Linked DNA regions of Homo sapiens: region 1 is linked to region 2. Evidence: read pairs that join two places in POLR2A ChIA-PET (ENCODE). Cell type or tissue: PC-9. All regions are shown on one strand. Links, peaks and the distances in the headings refer to the core of each region. The heading gives the core; the rest is flanking DNA. Region 1 overlaps ABL2 (ABL proto-oncogene 2, non-receptor tyrosine kinase). Region 2 has its middle 8.9 kb from the start of FAM20B.

The links. ChIA-PET counts read pairs that join two places held together with the same protein. Peaks named below come from ENCODE experiments on the same cell type or tissue, not always from the same donor. Only the 100,000 strongest peaks of a DNase experiment are listed, where the experiment ranks them.
Region 1: POLR2A ChIA-PET joins it to region 2 with 5 read pairs; 2 of 35 experiments call an interaction of 5 or more read pairs at or near these places.

What each region holds. Positions count from the first base shown.
Region 1 is chr1:179,173,251-179,177,644 of GRCh38, reverse strand. All of the region lies in intron 1 of ABL2 (ABL proto-oncogene 2, non-receptor tyrosine kinase), which reads left to right. Among named protein-coding and RNA genes, the nearest start is that of ABL2, 54 kb to the left of the region's middle. In PC-9, for the core only: no CTCF peak of the experiment used is centred there; DNase peaks (open chromatin) are centred at 1,874 and 2,194; H3K27ac peaks cover 1,596 bases.
Region 2 is chr1:179,014,814-179,019,207 of GRCh38, reverse strand. It overlaps a transcript of FAM20B not described here. Among named protein-coding and RNA genes, the nearest start is that of FAM20B, 8.9 kb to the left of the region's middle. RefSeq lists a cis regulatory region at 1,747-2,258. In PC-9, for the core only: no CTCF peak of the experiment used is centred there; DNase peaks (open chromatin) are centred at 1,147 and 1,947; H3K4me3 peaks cover 945 bases; H3K27ac peaks cover 2,402 bases.

The sequences.
Region 1 (4,394 bases), core at 200-4,199, 160 kb before region 2:
GAAATACTAGATTTACAAAAGAGGTAACTGTTTTACCACCTCCAATTAAATGAATTAATTGTTATCAAATTAAATGAATTAATTGTGGTTAAATCCCAGGTTCCTTAATCTACTGTTTCTTGAAGTTTTGTTGGATAAGGAAGGAAACAGTAGTAACAACTGACTGCCCTTCTGAATTCTGCTGTTAGTCCTAGGGCAAGATGCTCCCAGAAACAATCTCCCTGAGGATGACTGTAGTTGGAGGGGGATGGTATGCCACGACTATTCTTGGAACTTGACTTGGCTGTTTCTGTGCCTCTTTGGCAGAGGCCAGAAGGGCTGGGTTGAATCTCGGGGCATCTTTGGAATAATCAGGATGCTTAGTATAGCAGCCTGGCTTGCAACTAGGGTTCAGTGGTCTTGACAGTGTTTGTTGGCTTGTTTTTTTGTTTATTTCTCACATTGTTTTTAATCCCTGTTCTTCTTGTCAGAAATAGGAACCTGCTCCTCACTTGCTCATCTCTCCTAGGCTAGGGTGTTAAATTAAGTCTTTCTCTTCTATTGATTCATTCACTCTCTTAAGTGTTGGACATCAAAAGCAAGGTTTTATTTCAAAAAAGAAGTGTACCTCTTTATAGTTTTCTTAGGATAAGAAAATGTAACAACACTTGGCCGTGTGTGTTGGCTCATGCCTATAATCCCAGCACTTTGGGAGGCCGAGGTGGGCAGATCACCTGAGATCAGGAGTTCGAGACCAGCCTGACCAACATGGCAAAACCCCATCTCTACTAAAAATACAAAAATTAGCCAAGCATGGTGGCGGGCACCTGTAATCCCAGCTACTTGGGAGGCTGAGGCAGGAGAATTGCTTGAACCTGTGAAGCGGAGGTTGCAGTGAGCCAAGATGGCACCTCTGCCCTCCAGCCTGGGTGACAGAATGAGAATCTGTCTGGAAAAAAAAAAGAATATGTAACAACACTAAAAACAAATGCTGACTGCTGCTAATAAAAGCCATATTATTTTTGTTTTCTTGAATAGCACTTGAATATGCCAGATATTTGCCTTCAGCTCCCAAAGTGAGATAATCTTAAATAGAACTTTATAACAGCCTTTTATGCATATAGTTAAAAAGGAGTGATTGATTTTGATCAATTTCTTAGAAACTTTTTAAACATTTTTTGTGGGTACATAGTGTATATATTTATGGGGTATATAGGATATTTTAATACAGGAATACAATGTATAATAGAGTATCCTGTTAAACATTGGGAAAATGGGGTATCTATCACCTCAAGCATTTATTCTTTGTGTTGAAAACAATCCAGTTATACTCTTTTAGTTATTTCAAAATGTATGGTTAAATTATTATTAACTAGAGTCACCCTGTTGTGCTATCAAATACTAGATCTTATTTATTCTATTTTTCTGTACCCATTAACCATCCCCACCCTCCCACCGCCCTCACTAACGAACTTGTGACTGTAGAGACTGTGGTAAGAATGTGTCTACTTGGCCAGGTATGGTGTCTCACACTTGTAATCCCAGCACTTTGGGAGGCCGAGGCAGGCGGGTCACTTGAGGTCAGGAGTTGAGACTAGCCTGGCCAACATGGTGAAAACCCGTGTCTACTAAAAATACAAAAATTAGCCGGGCGTGGTGGCACACACCTGTAATCCCAGCTACTTGGGAGGCTGAGGCAGGAGAATTGCTTGAGCCCGGGAGACAGAGGTTGTAGTGAGCCAAGATCGTACCACTGTATTCCAGCCTGGCCGACAGAAGGAGCCCTCGTACACCCCTCCTCAAAAAAAAAAAAAAAAAGAAGAATGTGTCTACTTGTCTAGCAGTCTAGCATGCAGTCTTCTTTGTTAATTTGCTTCATCATTCCCTTTCATCAGCCTTTAGTCTCACTGCCTAGGGCATGAGCTCACATCCTCATTTGTTAGACTTACAAGACAGTGACATGCCAGACAGTAGTAAAACCTCCCTAGGATATCTGTCTGCTAAGAGACTAAAATTAAGAGCTAGATATTTTCTCCCTTAAGGACATCCATTTAAGGACAGTGGTTCCCCCACTATCCTACCCCGAAAGTAGCTCATTTATTTCATTTAGGTAACTTCAGACTTGTCTGTTGTAATATTCTAATTAAGTCTTCAGATGTTAACTAAGCTTTTATTATTGTGAAACATTCTTGGCAATGGAAGTCTGGTCTCTGCCAGTTCCAAGTGACTGGTGGTGGCTTTTCTGTTCTGGGCAGGGCAGGGAACAGAGGACCCATTCAAGGGGACCAGGGAAAAGGGTAAAGGAGCTAGCTGAACAACTGTCAGCCTGGTCTAACATCTTGCCTCTCTTTATTTTCTCTCTCTGGCATTGACATCCTATTGCTATTGTGGCTATGTTTGGTACCTTACCCATTTCTGCTAAAAACATAACTAACTCATCTTTTCTCCTGGTTTCGAAATAAAAAGTGCTCTAAGAAATTTCAGCTGGGCATAGTGGCTCATGCCTGTAATCCTAGTACTTTGGGAGGATGAAGCAAAAGGATTGCTTGAGGCCAGGAGTTCAGGATCAGCCTGGGCAACATAGCAAGACCTAGTCTGTATTTTAAAATACTATTTTTTTAAAAAAACTAAGAATTCCATGGGGGAAAGACACTAAAAGATCAGGGGATAAGCACCCTTTTATATTTCTCTACTTTCTCCTTTTTGCTTAGAACCAATAGAATTATTATTATTATTATTATTATTTTTTTTATTTTATTTTTTTTTTTTTGAGACAGAGTCTCTGCTCTGTCACCCAGGCTGGAGTGCAGTGGCACGATCTGGCCTCACTGCAACCTCCACCTCCCAGGTTCAAGTGATTCTCCTGCGTCAGCCTTCTGAGTACCTGGGATTACAGGTGCGTGCCAACACTTTGAGGTCTCAAACTCCTGACCTCAAGTGATCAGCCCACCTCAACCTCCCAAAGGGCTGGGATTATAGGTGTAAGCCACTGTGCTCAGCCCCAGTAGAAAATTTGAGGAGTATAAAAAAGTTGTAGAAGGTTTTAAGACTGCGCCTGGGCTGAAGTAATATGAAGTAGTAGTCATTCATATATACATACATACATATATATGTATATATATGTATACACACACATATATATATTTCAAAGTATTAGCCTCCCGAGTAGCTGGGGTTACAGGCATGTGCCACCACGCCCGGCTAATTTTTTGTAGTTTTAGTAGAGATGGAGTTTCTCCATGTTGGTCAGGCTGGTCTCGAACTCCCGACCTCAGGTGGTCTGCCTGCCTTGGCCTCCCAAAGTGCTGGGATTACAGGTGTGAGCCACCAGGCCCCAGCCTTACCAGTATATTTGAAACCTTTTTTTTTTTTTTATTGGAGACAGAGTCTTGCTCTTTCGCCCAGGCTGGAGTGCAGTGGCACGATCTCGGCTCACTGCAGCCTCCACCTCTTGGGTTCAAGTGATTCTTCTGCCTCAGCCTCCTGAGTAGCTGGGACTACATGCACACACCACCACGCCCAGCTACTTTTTGTATTTTTAGTAGAGACAGAGTTTCACCATGTTGGTGAGGATGGTCTTGATCTCCTGACCTTGTGATCCGCCCACCTCGGCCTCCCAAAATGCTGGGATTAAAGGCGTGAGCCACCGCACCCGGCCAGAAACCATTTTCTTTTTCTTGCAAGTAACAATATCATACTTCAGGGTTTTCTTGAGAAGGTAGGTGGCATTGTAATTATTCCTTTAAAAAATTTTTATGTTTTGCTTTTATATAGTCACATCCAGTCAGTGTTCAAATCTCATTCTTTTTCAGCTTTTTAAATTAATATCCAGGTAAGATCTACACATCACAATGATACATTTAATAATTGATATAATACTTAATAATATGTCCAATGGAATTGATCCGTTATCTTAAGTCTCTTTTGATCTGTAGATTCTCTGCCTAAAATAATTAGCTTGGTATTGTTTGGGGCAAAGTAAATTATTATTCTAAAAACCTATTAAAAGCCTTTCTGGCTGGGCATGGTGGCTCTCACTTGTAATCCCAGCACTTTGGGAGGCCAAGGTGGGCGGATCACGAGGTCAGGAGATCGAGACTATCCTGGCCAACATGGTGAAACCCCCTCTCTACCAAAAATACAGGCGTGGCGGCACGTGCCTGTAATCCCAGCTGCTAGAGAGGCTGAGGCAGGAGAATTGCTTGAACCAGGGAGATGGAGGTTGCAGTGAGCTGAGATCGTGCCATTGCACTCCAGCCTGGTGACAGAGCAAGATTCCGTCTCAAAAAAAAAAAAAAAAAAAAAAATTACAGCCTTTCTAACTTTAATGTTTGTGGCTATGTTATTCTAATTGTATGAGCTATTTCCTAAAACATACTTTCAAAATACTTCTTGATAGTTTTGGAAGAATGTAT
Region 2 (4,394 bases), core at 205-4,204:
CTTGACTGGGCCATGGGATGCCCAGATAAATATTATTTCTAGATATATCTGTTAGGGTGTTTCTGGAAAAGATTAGCATTTGAATTGGTGAACTGAGTCAAGCAGATGGCCCTCCCCACTGTGCGTGGACTGCATCCAATCTGTTCAGGGTATAAACAGAACAAAAATGTAGAAGAAGGTTGAATATGTGATCTCTGACTACTTTAGCTGGGATATGGATCTTCCCCTGCCGTTGCTACCCCTGCTTCTCAGGCCTTCAGATCTGGACTGCAATCTATACCATCGGCCCTCTGGCTCTCAGGTTATACGACCAGCTTTCCTGGGTCCTCGGCTTGCAGACAGCAGATTGTGGGACTTCTCAACCTCCATATTCACGTGAGCCAATACCTTCTCATAAGTCCCTTTCTAGAGATATATGTATACATAGATCCTATTGGTTCTGTTTCTCTAGAGAACCTTGACTGATACAGATTTAATGCTATGGAATGAGTGTGTCCCCACAAACTCATAACTTAATGGTATATCATGAACAACTTCTACATTATTACATATTTTTACTACAACATTTTCTTAAATCACAACATTTTTAAAAGATCTTTGGGGCCGGGCATGGTGGCTGACGCCTGCAATCCTAGCACTTTGGGAGGCTGAGGCGGGAGGATCACCTGAGGTCAGGAGTTTGAGACCAACCTGGCCAACATAGTGAAACCCCGCTTCTACTAAAAATAAAAAAATTAGCCAGGCGTGATGGTGGGCACCCATAATCCCAGCTACTCGGGAGGCTGAGGCATGAAAATCGCTTGAACCTGGGAGGTGGAGTTTGCAGTGAGCTGAGATTGTACCATTGTACTCCAGCCTGGGCGACAGAGTGAAACTCAGTTTCAAAAAAAAAGATCTTTGGTATTCCATGCTGAGGTTATACTGAGGTTTGTTTAGCTGGTTCCTTTTAAGTTAGACATTTAGGCTGCTTACATTGAGACTTTTTACATAAAGGTCATAGGGCAGAGAGGCATAACAGAGATGGAGGTGTTCTCCCAGGACCCAGGCACATGTGACACAGAGGGAACTTGTCACAGATACAGCACAGTTCCACTCCAAGGGCTCCTGGAGAATCCATAAGCAACTGGAATTATCCTCTTTGATGATTCATCCAGATGTCAAGGGCAGAACACCCTCTGGCCTTCTTAGCTAGCTGCCTGCTAATCAGCAGCTTACTCAAGAAAAGGCAAAGTTCATTATCTTTCACACGTCTGCAGTTTTTCATTTTTCTCCTTTCTCCTCTTTTCCTATTTCTTATTTTGGCTCTGATATATGAAATAAAGCTATTTTTGGTTTCCCTTGTATTCAAGTAAATGGTGCCCTAATAATTAACCCTATGTCTTTGAATTATTCTTTGATACTATTATACACAGTCTTTCTGTGATCATTCTTGTAGCAAATTGGTGTGCTTATTCAGGACTGTGTTCCATGGCACTAACTTCTGGTGGATGCTGTGTGACTGTATTGCCCTATCTGACTCTAGCCCACAATGTGAAGGAAGGCAGCTTTCAGCATCACAGGTTATAAAATGCACCAAAGAATGACATAATGACACAGAAATAAATATAGAATGCTCAATGAAAAGCTAAGTACTGGAGAAACTTACAAGGAAAATGAAAATAATTCCAGCCCTGCAAATCTTACCTTCCTCCATACGCAAACACAGACTGGCAATTCACAAGTAAATGCAAGGTTTTCAATATCCAACAGTTTGTAGTCATGAAAAAAAAGTCAAAAGTAAAACACTCCGTACAGTGCCTTTCCTTGTCCTTTTTAAAGCTCAAAAGAGGCTCAAGCAACAACATTCTCCTTCTGAGTTGAAACCAACAGGAGCTGAGGCTGCCCTGGGACAGTGGCCCTTTTATGAACTGGGAGTGAAGACCGGGCTTATTCACAGGACTTGTGGGGCAGTTGGACCACACCCTTTCTGGGCTGCTTGCCAGTGTGTGGTTTGGGCTGGGCCTTGATGGGATTGCTGATCTCCAGAGGGCAACATGGGGTGTGCATTTGAACCAGCCTTCCTTCGGGGAAGCTTTAACGTCAACTATGAGATGTGGCTCTTGATAGATTTTCAATCCCCATTTCCTGAGCTGCTGCTGCATGCTGGGCCTGGGGACAATAAGGACACCTTGCTGGCCTGTGCAGGATCCCAGTCCAGTGGGAAGATTGACACATAGGCCCAGAATCACAGTAAAATTCTGCCATCATTTGTATAACAGACATCTACTGGTCAGCTCTTTTTGCCAGCTCCACGATTCCAAAAGAGGAAGGGTTTCGTAGAGGCTGTCTGGTTGGAAAGGGGTAGCTAGGGCACTAGATGGAAGCAGTTTTTTCATAGATTATACACTGCAGCCTATAAATATAGCAAAGTTTTCCAAAGGTGTTTTTATTCATGTACATATGATTGAGAAAATGTTTCTCAGTTTCCATGTCATTACATATATTGCCACATTCTAAAATTGTTTTTCATATTTGATTATTACTTGGGGTAGTAGGGGAGGCACTAATAGATGGTAAGAGGCAGATACATTCTCCCTAAACCACTCCTCAGGCTGCATTAGGTACAGAGGATGCCATCTAACACTGCCTGCGCAGCAAGCAGGGGCTTGCGATGCAGGTGGGGAGTCAGCAAGCAAATGCAAAATACAGTACAACTTAGCAAGTGCTGCTCATGCATCTGCTTAATGGCTCATTCTTTTAGTGTTTATTGAGTGCCTACTGCAGCCAGCCACAGTGCTGGGCCCTGAGGGTGCTCCTTCTCTGAACTCACAGGGCAGTGAGTCCTAGGGGTAGGGTTGCCTGATAAAACACAGGTGGTCCCATTAAATTTGAATTTCAAGAACAATTTTTTGGTATAAGTATGTCCTATGCAATGTTTTTATTTGTTAAGTCTCACAACCCTCCCAAGGAGAGACCATAAAGAATGCAGAATGCTCACAGCCGGGCACGGTGCCTCACACTTGTAATCCCAGCATTTTGGGAGGCCGAGGCAGGTGGATCACCTGAGTTCAGGAGTTTGAGACCATCCTGGCCAACATGGTGACAGCTGTCTCCACTAAAAGTACAAAAATTAGCCTAGCATGGTGGTGCACACCTGTAATCCCAGCTACTTGGAAGGCTGAGGCAGGAGGATCGCTTGAACCCAGGAGGCAGAGGTTGCAGTGAGCTGAGATTGCGCCACTGCACTCCAGCCTAAAAAAATTAACCTGGCACGGTGGCACGCACCTGTAGTCCCAGCTGCTTGGGAGGCTGAAGTGGGAGAATCGCTTGAACCTGGGAGGTGGAGGTTGCAATAAGCCGAGATCACACTACTGCACTCCAGCCTGGGTGACAGAGCAAGACCCTGTCTCAAAAAAAAAAAAAAAAAAAAAAAAAGAATGCAGAGTGCTCAGGACACGGAGGGTTAGGAGGAACTCCTCAGGTATCTGCTTACTTGGCATCCCCTCAGCAAGGCCGCCATGAGTGTCTTATCATTCTGCAGCCCTTCACCTTAATCATTCTGAAATTATACAGGATGATATAGCAAGGATTATCAGTCTTGCCCAGATGAATGTACTCCCCAAGAGCAGGGTCCTTAACTGTCCTAATTCCCAGCACATAGGTGGGGCATAACTACTTGTGGAATGAATGAATGTTCCTGGGGCAGATGAATGGAGGGCACTGTGGTCAGGAAAGGCTTCACAGAGAGGTGGATTGGAGTAGGGCCTAAAGAAAATGAGGGGTTTACTAGGTGGACAGAGGGGAGGGAAGGACACTCCAGGCAGAGGGATCAGTATGAACAGAGACATGGAGGAGTGGAAGAGCCGGTGGCCAGACTTTTTTTTTTTTTTTTTGAGACAGTGTCTTGCTCTGTCACCCAGGCTGGAGTGCAGTGGTGTAATCTTGGCTCACTGCAACTTCCACCTCCCAGGTTCAAGCAGTTCTCCTGCCTCAGCCTCCTGAGTAGCTGAGACTATAGGCATGTGCCACCATGGCCAGGTAATTTTTGTATTTTTAGCAGAGATGGGGTTTCACCATGTTGGCCAGGATGGTCTCGAACTCCTGACCTCAGGTGATCCACCCGCCTTGGCCTTCCAAAGTGCTGGGATTACAGGCATGAGCCACCGTGCCTAGCCCCAAGTGGCCAGGTTTTATAGGAGTGTTGAGGACGTGTCTGGGAAGGAGTAGGGATCAGGAAAAGCAGCAAGGGCCTGGCCAGGTTCTTGTGTGCCTGCCTAGGTAAGGAACCAAGGGGTTTTTAGGAGGAGGGGAATTGAAGAGGTGTGGGGTCAGAGCAGAGAGGGCATCACAGAAGCTATCCGCCTAGCAATGGTCTGGGCAAGAGAGCCTGAAGGTCTGAAGCAGGCAAGGATGAG